2 separate regions of the Homo sapiens genome follow, and region 2 is linked to region 1. Evidence: chromatin contacts called from ENCODE Hi-C or POLR2A ChIA-PET data. All regions are on one chromosome and are shown on one strand. The core of a region is the stretch at or near the end of the contact, and the rest is flanking DNA. Distances in the headings are between cores, read along the strand shown.

Region 1 (7,917 bases), core at 3,210-5,709:
TCCCAAATAAAAATGTAAAATTTCAAGATTCATCTCTACATTTTGACTTGGACAGAAGCATGGGAGAAATGAAATTACCATATAGATATACTGTAAATCTAATAATTACTAAAGAATCTGGCAAGGATTCCTGGAAGTATCATTCAAATCAAGTCAATATTTTAGGCAATTTGAGGGGTGGGAGGTGGAGGAAGGCTAATTACCCAAGAAATGTAGTATTGCTAGTATTCAAGAAATGTATTTTCTTTAAAGCAAATACATATTTTCTTAAGGCCTGTACATTTTAAGTGCACCAGCAAATTCCTAAGAAATTTTCAGCTTAGGCTGGGCGCAGTGGCTCACGCCTATAATCCCAGCACTTTGGGAGGCCGAGGCAGGCAGATCACGAGGTCAGGAGATCGAGACCATCCTGGCTAATATGGTGAAACCCCGTCTCTACTAAAAATACAAAAAAATTAGCCGGGCATGATAGCAGGCACCTGTAATCCCAGGTACTCAGGAGGCTGAGGCAGGAGAATGGCCTGAACCTGGGAGGCGGAGGTTGCAGTGGGCCGAGATTGTGCCACCACACCCCTGCCTAGGCGACAGAGCCAGACTCTGTCTCAAAAAATAAATAAATAATAAAAATAAATAAATAAAAAATAAATTTTCAGCTTAATCTTTTTCTCAGCATAATACCACATATATGTGGCTTCTCATAACCTTTAAAAATTATTTATATATTTTAAATACTAACAAAATTATTAGTTTTTGAACTATAATTCATATACCATACAATTTAACTTTTCAAGGTGCAGTGGTTTTTAGTATATTCACAAGGTTGTGCAACCATCCCCAGTATGTAATTCCAGAACACTTTCATCATCCCATAAAGAAATATGGGGCCTGTTAGCAGCTCTCCATGCCTCCCTTCCCTTTCCCCAGTCCCTGGCAACCATTTTCTGTCTCTATGGATTTGCCAATTCTGGACATTTCATATTAAGGAAATTACACAATATGTAGCCTTTTGTGTCTGGTCTCTTTCACTTAGCATAATGCTTCCAAGGTTCATCCACGCAGTAGTATGTATCAATATTTCATTACTTTTTATGGCTAAATACATCTGCAACATTTTGCTTATCCATTCATTAGTTAATGGACATTTGAATTGTTTCCACTTTTTGACTTTTATGAATAACATCACTATGAATGTGTGTGTACAAGTTTTAGCATGCATATATAGGTCCAATTCTATTGGGAATATATCTAGTAAAGGAATTGCTGGATCATATAGTAACTCTATGTTTAACTTTTGGAGGAACAGCTAGACTGTTTTCCAAAGTGGCTGCACTATTTTACATCCCACCTGCAATGCATGAAGTTTCCAATTTATCCATGTCCTAGCCAACATCTGTTACTGTTCCTGTTTTTGATTATTGCAATTCTAGTGAGTATGAAATGGTATCTCATTGTAGTATTGACTTGCATTCCCCTGATGACTAATGATGTTGAGTATCTTTTCATCTGCTTATTATCCATTTCTATATCTCTTTGGAGAAATGTCTGTTCAGATCTTTTGCTCATTTTTTTTTTTTTTTGAGACGGAATCTTGCTCTGTCGCCTAGGCTAGAGGGCAGTGGCGCGGCTCACTGCAAGCTCCGCCTCCCAGTTTCACGCCATTCTCCTGCCTCAGCCTCTCGAGTAGCTGGGACTACAGGCACCCGCCACCAAGCCCGGCTAATTTTTTTATTTTTATTTTTATTTTTATTTTTAGTAGAGATGGGGTTTCACCGTATTAGCCGGTATGGTCTCGATCTCCTGACCTTGTGATCCGCCCACCTCGGCCTCCCAGAGTGCTGGGATTACAGGCGTGAACCACCGCGCCCGGCCAGCTCATTCCCAAAAATCAGGTTATCACATGAATTATAAGGATCCTGTATATATTCCTGATACTAAACATTATATAAATGATTTACAAATACTTTCTCCCATTCTGTACATCATTTTACATTCTTTGTACTATCCTCTGAAGCACAAAAGTTTAAAAAAATTTTTTTTTTTTTTGGGACGGAGTCTCGCTCTGTCACCCAGGCTGGAGTGCAGTGGCGCGATCTCGGCTCACTGAAAGCTCCGCCTCCCGAGTTCACGCCATTCTCCTGCCTCAGCCTCTCCAGCAGCTGGGACTACAGGCGCCCGCCACCACGCCCGGCTAATTTTTTGTATTTTTAGTAGAGACGGGGTTTCACCGTGTTAGCCAGGATGGTCTCGATCTCCTGACCTCGTGATCCGCCCGGCTCGGCCTCCCAAAGTGCTGGGATTACAGGCGTGAGCCACCACGCCTGGCCAAAAGTTTTAAATTTTGATGATATACAATTTATTTTTCCTTTGGTTGCACGTACTTTTGGTATCATATCTAAGAAAGAACTGCCTAATCTAAGGTCAAGAATATTTATACCTATGCTTTTTTTCTAACAGTTTTAGCTCTTATATTTAGGTCATTGATCCATTTTGAGTTAATTTCTCATTACTTTTTGAAGATGAAAATTAACTACTATGAGGGCAAATGTCACCCACATAGAAATGGCATTCCAAAATAGCTTCAAAAGGTTATTAAAAGGGCCAGGCGTCGTGGCTCACGCTTGTAATCCCAACACTCTGGGAGGCCGAGGCGGGCGGATCACGAGGTCAGGAGATCGAGACCATCCTGGCTAACACGGTGAAACCCCGTCTCTACTAAAAATACAAAAAATTAGCTGGGCATGGTGGCGGGCGCCTGTAGTCCCAGCTACTCGGGAGGCTGAGGCAGGAGAATGGCATGAACCCGGGAGGCGGAGCTTGCAGTAAACCGAGATTGCCGCCACTGCACTCCAGCCTGGGCAACAGAGCGTGCGACTCCGTCTCAAAAAGAAAAAAAAAGGTATTAAAAGTCACTGGTAAAAGATATATAAAATATTTTTAATTAAAAGCTTTAGCTCAGATAATACTAAACCAGTGGTTCTTAAACCCAAGTGATGCTGAGGCTACTGGTCTGGGGACCACTTTGAGAACCACTATTCTGAACCATAATTTCTGATTATGAACCCTATTTAAGTCAGCTTAGTTGACACATAAGTTATAGAAGGAAGCAACTTTTAGAATGAGAAATCCTTTCTGCTAGGTTGTAACCAGATTTTTAAAAGGTTTGACTTGAGACTTTAGTTGAATAGACATCTTGTGGAACATACAAATATTAAAAGATGTGGAAAGTGAGGCCAGGAAAGTTGAAGGGAATCAAGCATGGCTAATAGCTATGGGTGGCAGAACAACTGTTGTTATACAACCCAGGGTTTCTGGATTCTCCAGGCAATTTCCAAAGCAGCTTATACATGTAACAAACTTTTCCATGTTGAAATAATCTGGGGATGATGCCACCTATGTTTAATATAAATCAAATGCTGGCAAAACCTTTTTTTTTTTTAAGTGAAAGGTATGTTTTTTAATACTCTTCTACTGACTATGGACAGTCTACTTCAAGCTTTTCCAACCCCGGCCCGCACGTGGCACAGGACGGCTTTGAATGTGGCCCAACACAAATTCGTAAACTTTCTGGAAGCATTATGAGATTCTTTTTTGCGATTTTTTTTAAAGCTCATCGGCTACCTTAGTGTTTGTGAATTTCATGTGTGGCCCAAGACAATTCTTCTTCCGATGTGGCCCAGGGAAGCCAAAGATTGGACACCCTTGGTCTACTTCCAAGAAGCCTACTGCAGTTTCTCGAAAAAAAAAAAACAAACAAAAAAAACTCACAACCAGAAAATCGGACTAGTAAAAGTGTAATTTTAGGCTTAGAAAGAATCTTGGGACAACAGTACTTCACGTTTTTGGAATGTTTCCATCTTTGTGAGGCTAAGTACCGCTTTCTGCATTGTTGTGTACTTTTATCTTCATTCCTGATTCAACTTTCATCAGGCAATTTGAAGTGCTTCACCTAACAAGAAAATTAAAGAGCGATGTGCACCATCTCTGCTGTGCGATTCCAGAGCTGGCGCAGTAATCTAACTGGGTTTTAAGTTTCCCCGTCAGGCGTGACTGGGACTTGGGACATCGCCAAGCGGTCAGCGACGCCCGTCCCAGTTCAGAGGAGCAAGAAAAGCCTGTGAGCTGGGGACACCGATGTGAGAAACAACGCCCGCGTTTCTGAGTAGACAACTCGGGAGCCTGAGGAAGAAAAGCAGGGGCAGGCCGAGTCCATCTGGGGCCCCGCCTCAGACCGCCCCGGGGCCGACAGGGGCGGGCAGGAGACGGGCGAAGAGGCCCTCGGCGGGATGCGCCACACAGGACGCCGCAGGGGCACGGCTGCCAGGGGCCCTGAGGCACTAGGCCCCAGCGCCCTTCTCCTACCTCACGCTGAGGGAAGCGGGCGACAGTTATTCGGGCCCAGGGACGACGCAGCGGTTGGCCAAAGCGCGACGCCGAGCCGTTGCCAAGCGCGGAATCCAAGGAAGCCGCTCCCACAGTCCTCCGCGCGGGGGCGGGCGGGGCCGGAAGCGCGGGGGCGGGAGAGAGCGCGGCGGGAAGGGGGTGGTGCGGGAGGCCTGGGGAAGTGGGTGGGGGCGGAGAACGGCGGGTCAGAGAGAAGGCAGCCCGGTCCCCCTCAGTGGAAGGGAGTGGCGGTGGGCGGAGGGTGTTGAGGGGACGGTGCCAGCGGCTTGCGGGAAGCCGGGCGATGCGGGTAGAACGGTGGAGGAGAGGGCAGGGAGGCCGGGGCCTCCCGTGGAACGGAACCGGGGGGTTGGGAGGCTGGGGGCGGCCTGTGTGAAGGGGGCGGGGAGGGAAAGGCTCGCGGCCAGTAGATGCAGGAGGGAGGAGGGCCTAGAGGGGCTCCGGGCTGGCGGCCTCTGTGAGGAAGGGGAAGGATATGGAACCAAGATCCTTTAAATCCTGATGAACTCATCCGTAAAGCAGATGCCCAAAGGATGATAGTAAGCTTACTGTGACATAACTCCCGGAGCCGCAGCACGAGCCTTGTGAACCTTGGAAGCCCGTTTTCCGCGCAGTCACTAACTCGCTTAGTCACCCTGTGTAAAAGTTATTCTGGGATGACACCTGCCTGGGAAGTCTCACCTTTCCCCCCACCTCCTCCTGTCTGCGTATTGTTCTGTAGCACCCCGTGCGCACCTTGATTGTAGCGCTTAAGGTGTCCGTTTTATTTACTAGACAGGGATTGAACCATTGTGTCCCAACCACCTAGAACCTGGGTCATAGTGTAAAGCTTAATCAATGTAATATAAATGGGGGAATTAAATTCATAATTGTTTAATGTTTAAGTTTTGTCTTAAATTTTAAAAGTAAATGTTGGGGATGGAGGGGAGGGACAGAGGGAGTCTAAAGACACCAGTAATTAATGAGTTTTTATAAAATAAGTAGTGTTGGCCGGGCGCAGTGGCTCATGCCTATAATCCCAGCACTTTGGGAGGCTGAGGCTGGCGGATCACCTGAGGTGAGGAGTTGGAGACCAGCCTGGCCAACGTGGTGAAACCCTGTCTCTACTAAAAATACAAAAATTAGCCCGGCGAGGTGGCAGGCGCCTGTAATAAATCCCAGCTACTCAGGAGGCTAAGGCAGGAGAATCTCTTGAACCCAGGAGGTAGAGGTTGCAGTGAGCCAAGATGGTGGTATTGCACTCCAGCCTGGGTGACAAGAGCGAAACTCCATCCAAAAAAAGAAAAAACATAGTGTTGGGGGACAATTCTCCATGGGTCACCTGCACTTTCCCGTGTTTTGTGAGCAGAGACACTGACTGCCTTTGTTCTGGAGTACTATGATAGCTGGTATTTTTTAAGATGTGATTAACAGTTAAATTAGACTTGAGTAAAGCAGTTGGTCCTCCACAAGGTGGGTTGGCCTCATCCCGTCAAGGGAAGGTCATAAGAGAAAAGACTAAGGTCCTCTGAGGAAGAAGGAATCCTGCCCCCAGACTGCCTTCAGCTCTTTCCTGGGTCTCTAACTTGACCTACAAATTTTAGGCTTGCCAGCATTATAAATAAAGTTTTGGTGCCGCAAAAGAAATAGCACTCAACTATAAAATTTTCTTTTTTCCTTCTCAGCAAGGCAATTTACTTCTATAGAAGGGTGCGCCCTCACAGATGGAGCAATGGTGAGCACACACCTGGACAAGGGAGGCGAAGGGGTTTTTATTCCTGACGCTTGTGGCACCTGCTGCTGTGTCCTTCCCCTGTTGGCTAAGGTTAGACGGCACAGGCTAAACTAATTCTGATTGACTAATTTAAAGAGAGTGACCGGGTAAGTGGTTTGGTGGGAAAAATAGTTATGGCAGAGCAGGAAATCGGAATGAGTCAGGGTGGAGAATGAGTCAGGGCAGAGCAGGTAATCAGAATGAGTCAGGGTGGAGCAGGTAGTTGAAAAAGATTGCTTTACGAGGAAGTTAAGCTTTTTTTGTTTTGTTTTGTTTTTTTTAATTGAGACAGAGTCTCGCTCTATAGCCTAGACTGGAGTGCAGTGGCGGCATCTCGGCTCACTGCAAGCTCTGCCTCCTGGGTTTGCTCCATTCTCCTGCCTAAGCCTCCCGAGTAGCTGGGACTACAGGTGCCCGCCACCACACCCGGCTTATTTTTTGTATTTTTAGTAGAGATGGATTTCACCGTGTTAGGATGGCCTCCATCTCCTGACTTCATGATCTTCCCGCCTCGGCCTCCTGGGATTACAGGTGTGAGCCACCGCATCTGGCCAGAAGTTAAGTTTAAAAGTAGAAGACAAAGAATTGAACATACTGACATTGATTCTTCGAAGAGAAATTTAGAACTCATATCTAACACCAGCCTCCAATTGATTGAGCCAATTCCTTCAAATAAATCTCTCTCTGCAATATGCATCCTATTGGATCTGTTTCTGTAGGGAATTCTGATTAATATACCCTTTCAAGGAACAGCTTTGGAAGATTAAGATAATTGTCTGCTTCTGGAACAAAAGACAGGTTTGTTGCTGTTCAGTTTAATAAAGAGAGTGTCACCTTCTGGGGCAAAGGCTGAGCATGTTGGCTTGCAGTTCACTGTTCAAGACTGGGCTTTCCTAAACTTGGTGTACCTGGGCGGTAAAACCAATCACATGTGCAGCATCCACCTGGACTGTCCCCATGGGACTTGGAAGGGAAAGGGGAACCGAAGGGAATATGAAGCCCAGGCTACTGGCTGTGCTGTGAAAAATAAAGCCCTTTCTCTCTGACTCAGGTGTTTTCTGCCATCATTTGTGGAGCTGTTAGATGAGCTTGTTAGCTTGCAAGTAGGGTAAAATCTAACATGATTCTGAATAGTATCTAGCCATACTATACCCAGCTCATAGCAGTTGTTCCAAGAAATATTTGTTGAATTAATTAGTGAATACCGGGGAGCCTTATTTCAAGTTACTGTCCCTCTATAGACACAATTTCCATTATCTCTGGATCTCCAAACTGTAAATTTTCAGTCTCCTCAAAAAAATCTTTTTAATTAGAAACAAATTCAAGTTACTTCAACTTGGTTACTTTTTTTTTTTTTTTTTTGAGACAGAGTCTCACTCTGTAACCCAGGCTGGAGTGCACTGGCACCATCTCAGCTCACTGCAACCTCTGCCTCCCGGGTACAAATGATTCTCCTGCCTCAGCCTCCTGAGTAGCTGGGACTACAGGCATAAGCCAGCACACCCAGCTATTGTTTGTATTTTTAGTAGAAATGGGGTTTCACCATGTTGGCCAGGCTGGTCTCGAACTCCTGACCTCTTGTGATCTGCCCGCCTCTGCCTCCCAAAGTGCTGAGGTTACAGGCGTGAGCCACCGCACCCGGCCTCAACTTGGTTGCTCTTTGGGTGTGATACAGTTACTTGCCCAGGGAGTGCTCATTCACCTTCATTTTAAACATCATTATGTAGCTAGCATTTAATGAACACACCTATTATTGCCAGGCA
Region 2 (7,917 bases), core at 2,838-5,337, 450 kb before region 1:
CTGGAGTAAGAACTTGGCAAAGGGTTTTGTTTTCTCCAGAAACTTAAACGTGCATATCAGAAATGCCTTTTACAAAGCTTTTTTTTTTTTTTTTTTTTTTTTTTTTTTGAGACAGAGTCTCACTCTGCTGCCCGGGCTCTGGAGTGCAGTGGCACAATCCCAGTTCACTACAACCTCTGCTTCCCAGGTTCAAGCAGCTCTCCTGCCTGAGACTCCTGAATAATTGGGATTACAGGCACGCACCACCACACCCGTCTAATTTTCCTATTTTTAGTAGAGACAGGGTTTCACCATGTTAGCCAGGCTGGTCTTGAACTCCTGACCTCAAGTGATCCACCTGCATCAGCCTCCCAAAGTGCTGGGATTACAGGTGTGAGCCACTGCACCTGACCAAGAAAGCTTTTAATTATGGAAAATGTTTAACATATTCACAAGTAAACAATGAAATAATGAACTCCTAGATACTCACTGACCAGTTTTGACAGTGACCCACACACGGCCTGTCTTGTTTCATCTATAACCCTCCCACCTCTCTTCCTCTCAGACTCTTAAAATAAATCCCAGACAGCATATCAGGAGATGCCTTTTGATTTTTGAAGAATCAAGGACACCTTCCCAACCACGGATGTGTGGCTTAAAGATAATAAAGTGAATTTGGAGAGAAGAGAAGGCTAAGAGTGTGTCCTTGGTCCAGTCTGGCGTGGCTACACTGCATTGTGACGTAGTAGGTGTGCTCATCTGTGCCACATGACAGCAGGGATGGAGGTGCCTTTGGGAGAGAGGCCTGCTTGCATGACGGGGTTGCCTGTTCCATGTAGGGTAGTTGTCAGCTTATGTCCCCACAGCCTTCCTAGTGGAAAAAAGCCATTTTCAACCTTTTAGCCCCTGGACAGTGTCCCTACATGGAGAGAGGCAGACCTGGCCTGGCTGTTTGATGGATGGCAGGAATTCTGACTACATGCAGGCAGTCTGAAGTCCTGTGTTTTAAGCAGGACAACATTTATGGCCATCTAGCTGTACTCGAGAGGAATTAATGTGATTTTTTTCCCTTAACATTTCCTTAGTAAGTAGATGTAAGGTCTTGTAAATTAAAAATGCTATTTTGGTTACAAAAGTTTACTTCCTGGCCTAACTTTCCTGGGTAAATTGCCCTGTGCCTAGAGGCAGTGCGGTGAGGCTTTGGCTTTCTTTCTGGTTGTATTAGGTTGGTGCAAAAGCAATTGAGGTTTTTGTCATTACTTTTAATGGCAAATAATAGGATAATAATAGAATTGTTCGTGCAAGCTCTGAAAGGGGGCGTGTACTTTCAGATATTCACTTGGCTGATGTAGTGGAGAGCTAGACTTGCTCACGTCAGAAGCTCCTTGCTTTGATGAAGAATCTTGCCAGGCTTCCCTATGTCACAGTGGGAATTGGTGTGTTTTCAGGTATATTTTATGTGAACTGACTGACTTTAGGAGCTGTCTAGAAAGGAAAGGATGTACATCCACTCTCCTTCAACCACTTTCGTAAAGTGGGGAGCCATTTGCATGAAAATGTGTTCCCTGTTCTCTAGAAAAGTATGCCAATGAGAAGACAAATGAGTTTAGGGCTTTTTTTTTTTTTTTTTAGATGGAGTCTCACTCCTGTTACGCAGGCTGGGGTGCAGTGGCACGATCTCAGCTCACTGCGAACTCCACCTCCTGGGTTCAAGCAATTCTCCTTCCTCAGCCTCCCGAGTAGCTGGGATTACAGGAGTGCACCACCACCCCCAGCTAATTTTTGTATTTTTAGTAGAGATGGGGTTTTGCCATGTTGGCCAGGCTGGTCTCGAACTCCTGACCTCAGGTGATCCACCCGCTTCGGCCTCCCAAAGTGCTAGGATTACAGGCATGAGCCACCACGCCCAGCCGCCTTTTTTTTTTTTTTTTTTTTGAGAGATTAAAAATAATAACAAATCCAGCTGGATGCGGTGGCTCACACCTATAATCCCAGCACTTTGGGAGGCTGAGGCAGGCAGATCACCTGAGGTCAGGAGTTCGAGACCAGCCTGGCCAACATGGTGAAACCCTGTCTCTACTAAAAATACAAAAATACAAAAAAAAAAAAATTAGCTGGGCGTGGTGGCGTGCACCTGTAGTTCCAGCTACTTGGGAGGCTGAGGCAGGAGAATCGCTTGAACCCGGGAGGCAGAGGTTGCAGTGAGCTGAGATTGCGCCACTGCACTCCAGCGTGGGCTACAAGAGTGAAACTCTGTCTCAAATAATAATAATAATAATAATAATAATAATAATAATAATAATAACAAATCCAAGTGAGAATACAAAGTGATTTAATATGTACAGTTCATTTTTTAAAACCTTTCAGCTGTATGTTGTGACTATATAATAGCTAACATTTACTGGGTGCCTACCAGGTAACAAGCACTGTCTTACGTGCTTAAGATGTATTAAAAATTAGGTACACGGGAGGAAATGGAAATACAGAGTAATTAGGGAACTCCCTTAGACCACATAGGGAGAAAGCAGCTGGTCCAGGATTCAAACTTAGGATGTCTGGTTCCCACGTACAGAGCTACTGGGCCATTTACAGGACAGGGGCGTGAGAGAGTGGCTGCAGAAAAGTAGAAAGGAAAATTAGTCGTAAAGAGGGACTCGGGTCCAGGCACAGTGGCTCACACCTGTAATCCCAGCACTTGGGGAGGCCAAGGCAGGCGGATTATTTGAGGTCGGGAGTTCAAGACCAGCCTGGCCAAAATGGTGAAACCCTTTCTCTACTAAAAATACAAAAATTAGCTGGGCATGGTGCTGCATGCCTATATACTCAGGAGGCTGAAGCAGGAGAATCACTTGAACCCAGGAGGTGGAGGCTGCAGTCAGCCGTGATCGAGCCACTGCACTCCAGACAGGGCGACAAAGCAAGACAACGTGTCAAAAAAAAAAGAGGGACTCTGAGAAAAGAAGGCTCGGAGAGTCTTGGTATGAAACAGCATGTCACTCTCAGGCACCTGGGTGAAGGACATCAGGGAAGCGACCACAGTCTTCCTGGACCTGCTGCGCAAGCAGGGTGTGGTCTGCCAGGGTGGTCCTGCTTGTCCTTTCATCAAAGGCCAGGTGGACCCAGCTGGAGCCAGCCCTTCCCCTTCTGAACTCTAGCTGCCTCATGCAGTACTTTTCATCTGCCCCAGGGCAGAATTTTGTTTTTCCATGTCAACCCTTGTCTCCTCATCTTGCCAGATGGACAGTAGCATGCCCCTCAGTATTGCCACATACCTCGCCCAACACCCACGTCACAAATGTCCTGTGTAGGGTAGTGTGGTCTGTCCCAAGTCTGAAGGAAACTTGCCTTCACTTATTTTCATACAGTATTTTTTAATTAAGTGTTTACTTTCTAAGTGAATTCTAAGTATTTTACACCTGCCTGAAGGAATGCCTTAGGTTTTAGAGACCTCCTTGAACTGTCAGTTTACATGTATTCTACCTAAAAGTCTCAGATCAAAACTAGCCAGTGATCCTACGTGTTACTGAAGCTGAGTGACATTGATTCAGAAGAATGAAACTAAATTGGCCTCACATTTCCCACTTCCATATGGTAGCTTTAAATTTGGAGGATATAAAGAAAACCATGGCACCTAATTGAAGGGATAGTCTCACATTATTAGTATGAAGAAATGAATCAGGCTGGACATGCTGGTTCACGCCTGTAATCCCAGCACTTTAGGAGGCCAAGGCAGGCGGATCACCTGAGGTCAGGAGTTCAAGACCAGTCTGGCCAACATGGTGAAACCCCATCTCTAGTAAAAATATAAAAATTAGTTGGGTGTGGTGGTGGGCGCCTGTAATTCTAGCTACTTGGGAGGCTGAAGCAGGAGAATCACTTGAACCCCGGAGACGGAGGTTGCAGTGAGCTGAGATGGTGCCACTAACCCCAGCCTGGGTGACAGAGTGAGACTCCATCTCAAAAACAAAAAAAAAAAAAGAAAGAAATGAGTCATCTTTTGAAGGGAAGGCACTGGTTGCTGATGACACCCAAGCATTTTTTAGTGAAGTGGTTTTCAGACTACACAGTAAGATCCTTGAGTAGATCAAATAATCAGTTTTGTGGGTTGCACATAACAATGTAAAGAATCATCCAGGTGTGGTGGCTCATGCCTGTAATCCCTGTACCTTGAGAGGCCGAGGCTGGTGGATCGCTTGAGGCCAGGAGTTTGAGACCAGCCTGGGTAACATAGCAAGACCCCATTTCTACAAAAATTAAAAACAAAAAAAAGAAAAAGGATTGCATCACCTCTATGTAAGGGAAGTGTTTTTATGAAATTGTGAGTCATAGTACAAAAGAAAAAAACTACCAAACATCAGTAAAACACAGCTCTAGATAGAATGCTAACTTTTTCTGCACAGTTGGATGATTAATGGCTATCGTCCGTTTTATTTCACTGTGCTGGCTGCCATTCAAGTGCCAGGCGCTTTGTTCATGGCTGGTCACCTCCAGTAACCACCACTGGGATGCTTCCCAGTCCTTAGAAATCTGGGTAAGAAGCACTAATGAAGATGAATTTGTTTCCGGTTCTGCCATATTTTCCTCTGTGGGAGTTGTTATGAATGTTTTTTTCTCATAAGTGATTTGATGCTGTAATCCCTCTTATGTCTGAGAACAGATGCATGGCCATGGATCGGGCAAGTTGGTTTTACTTATCTTTGGGGAACCGGACTTAACAACAGGAACAAGGTAGGCAGTTAAGGACTCTGCCGTGATAAAGAGAGTTAGTTCAGGTGTTGTGTGGAGTTTTATTAGTGAGAGGTTTTCTGATGAATTTCACAGTGGGAAATTAACAAATCAGTTGCCTGCCCTTGGTTTGGAAAAGCACTTGGTTTTTGCTCTGGGTTGCCTGAGAGGCTGCTCTTGGCGCCTTGGTATTTGCAGCAGAGAGCTGCTGTTTCCTGGGGGTTGGCTGGGGTGAAGTGTAAGAAATTTCATATCAAGTCTCTTAGAGAGCTTTCTGGCCGTTTTTAAAGGAATGAACTGGCTGAGCATGGTGGTTCATACCTGTAATTCCAGCACTTTGGGAGGCCGAGGCAGGCAGATCACTTGAGGTCAGCAGTTTGAGACCAGCTTGGCCAACATAGTGAAACCCTGTCTCTACTAAAAATACAAAAATTAGGCATGGTGGTATGTACCTATAATCCCAGTTACTCAGGAGGCTGAGGCAGGAGAATTGCTTGAACCTGGGAGGCTGAGGTTGCAGTGAGCCGAGATCACGCCACTGTACTGAGCCTGGGTGACAGAGCAAGAGTCTGTCTCAAAAAAAATAAAAATAGGCCGGGTACGCTGTCTCATGCCTGTAATCCCAGCACTTTGGGAGGCCAAGGTAGGTGAATCACCTGAAGTCAGGAGTTCAAGACCAGCCTGGCCAACATGGTGAAACCCCGTCTCTACAAAAATAAAAATTAGCTGGGCATGATGGCGAGTGCCTATAATCTCAGCTACTCGGGAGACTGAGGTGAGAGAATCGCTTGAACCCAGGAGGCGGAGGTTGCAGTGAGCCGAGATCATACCACTGCACTCCAGCCTGAGTGACAGAGTGAGAGTCTGTCTCAAAAAAATAGGCCAAGCGTGGTGGTTCACGCCTGTAATCCCAACACTTTGGGAGGCCGAGGTGGGCAAATCACCTGAGGTCAGGAGTTCAAGACCAGCCTGACCAACATGGTGAAACCCCATGTCTACAAAAATACAAAAATTAGCTGGGCATGATGCTGGGTGCCCATAATCCCAGCTACTCGGGAGGCTGAGACGAGAGAATCGCTTGAACCTGGGAGGCGGAGGTTGCAGTTAGCAGAGGTCGCGCCATTGCACTCCAGCCTGGGTGACAGAGTGAGACTCCGTCTCAAAAATAAATAAATAAATAAAATGAGGGATGAACTGATATAAAGAGGTAAATGGAGCTTTTTGCAAACTGCTGGTTGTAAAAAATCAAATTAATTTTTCACAGTTCCCCAAATCCTATTTAAAACAACTACCTAGGAAACTTTTAAAAGTTGGGCATTAGTGAAGCCAAATTATTTTGCTTATCTTCTTATGACAAGTTTATGAGTAAGTTTTCCTTGGGTTTTGTGGTGAATCAGTGTGTGTAGTATGGATAATTATACAGTTAGCTGTTCTTAACTATGTATTGGACATGTCTTTAAATACACAGCAGAAATTGTGCCACAAGGGAGTATGATGTCCAGTCCCCACTAGGGTCCTGGTCCTTCGTGTGTCTGCAGTGTGAGCCTTCTTCCAGGGCAGGATCCTGACAGTCACAACAAAACAGCCCAAATCCCACTCACACCAGAGGCTGATGGCAGAACCCTTCAGAAAAAAAGATTTGATGATGGAAGAAGAGTAAGAAAATGTGTATCTAACCATTCATGAGAAAGTACAGGATAGCTCATTTCAATAGGAATCTAAATATTACTGGACCAAGAGAGTTATACAGTTTCCCTGGAACACTGTGCATGTGACACTCAAGAAGAATTCTGTATCAGTGTTAGTCATTGCCTCAGCCCACACGTGAGTGCCAGCAGTGCCAGGCCATGTGTTGGACCCCAGGGATACGGCGGTGAGCGCACTAGGCCTGGCCTGCCCTCCCGGAGCTCACAGTTGAGGCTCATCAACCTGCCAACAAACATGCTGTCAGTACCTCCTTTCAAAACTAACGTGTCATAAAGCAGACAAGATCTTAGAATAGTTTAAATCATCCCAGCTGGAAAAAGAAGGTTGCATGGTATTTGTGAGTTTTGAGAAAGGAGTTTCCATTTGGTTGAATCTGTAAACTTAAACCACTCAACAAACATTCTTTTTTAAAAAGGTATCATATTTCTTCTTTCCTTGACCCTGTGATGTTTATTTTTGTTGCTCACATTGGACTTTCAGGCTGATGGCAGCAGTGCTGGCTGCATAAACAGATTTTTCCACTTCAGTGAAATCAGCAGAGCTTGTTTCAGTTGCTGCATGGATGGTCAGCGTCGTTCCTTCTCATGTCCTCCTAGCATCCATCCTCAGCATTGCCATAAAACCTTCCTGGTGTGTAGTTTTCTAAAAAAATATTATCTAGCATATACATTTCACTCAGAAATACTTCCTTTATGGCAGTTCCTTAGCCAAGGCCGTGCTTTATTCATACTTCAGGATCAGCTAAGCCAAACCACGGTGGCAGTGAGGAGTGGGTCCTTTGGTTTGTTGACCCTGGTTGTCAGGGCTGTCTTTGGCTCATGTGTCTCTGTATTGAGATGTGGTTTAGCCTGAGAGAGTGGCCGGCTGCAATGCTAATTGTCCTCCCTGGTTTGCTGGCATCTGTGGGAGAACAAGAAGAAAAGGCCTTGGGTTTGGGAGAGCCCTGTCATCCATCTGGAGTGACCTGGGAGTGACCTGCGCGCCTTTCCCCCTGCCCCCGACTCATATTACCCTGTTCTTGTTCTTTTTAAAAATACTTTTATCTGTTTTTCCTACATTCTTTGGCATTTTAATCTCCCTCCCTTCCTTTCCTCCTTCCTTCCTTCCCTCTCTTTGTTTCTCTCTCCTTCTTCCTCCTCCTCCTCTTCCTCCTCTTCTCTTCCTCCTCTTCTTCTTCTTCTTTCTTCTTCTTTTGTTTTCAAGTTGGGGGTCTTGCTCTGTTGCCCAGGCTGGAGTACAGTGGTGCAATCATAGCTCACTGCAGCCTCAATCTCCTGGGCTCAAGCGATCCTCCCATCTTAGCCTCTTGAGTAGCTGGGACCACAGGCATGTGTGGTCACACCTGGCTAATTCCTTTTTAAATTGTTTTGTAGAGACGGGGTCTTGCTGTGTTGCCCAGGATGGCCTCAAACTCCAGGCCTCAAGTGATCCTCCTGCCTCAGGCTCCTTAAGTGCTGGGATTGCAGGCTCGAGCCGCTGCACCTGGCCCTTATTTTATTTTTAAGT

Evidence for each region. Hi-C counts contacts between places; a loop is a spot of excess contacts on that map. ChIA-PET counts read pairs that join two places held with the same protein, here RNA polymerase II (POLR2A). Pooled maps may share reads with other maps.
Region 2: a loop to region 1 is called in a pooled map, with 7 times the contacts of the local background. The contact joins the enhancer-like site here to the promoter of IFT88 in region 1. A Hi-C loop is called at or near these places in 4 of 50 pooled maps. POLR2A ChIA-PET finds 5 or more read pairs at or near these places in 2 of 52 experiments (MCF 10A and WTC11).

What each region holds. Positions count from the first base shown.
Region 1 is chr13:20,563,699-20,571,615 of GRCh38, reverse strand. IFT88 (intraflagellar transport 88) reads right to left here and starts at 4,459. Exons shown (of 26, transcript NM_006531.5): 1 at 4,360-4,459. LOC105370103 (a long non-coding RNA gene) reads left to right here and starts at 4,587. Exons shown (of 6, transcript XR_941725.3): 1 at 4,587-4,940; 2 at 6,066-6,115. RefSeq lists silencers at 4,066-4,254, 4,350-4,759.
Region 2 is chr13:21,013,666-21,021,582 of GRCh38, reverse strand. The region is part of intron 2 of LATS2 (large tumor suppressor kinase 2); the gene reads left to right. Among named protein-coding and RNA genes, the nearest start is that of LATS2, 44 kb to the left of the region's middle. RefSeq lists an enhancer at 3,880-4,019. Within about 2 kb of position 4,087, at least 12 of the 41 ENCODE cell types and tissues checked have a DNase peak (open chromatin) inside an H3K27ac peak, as active enhancers do.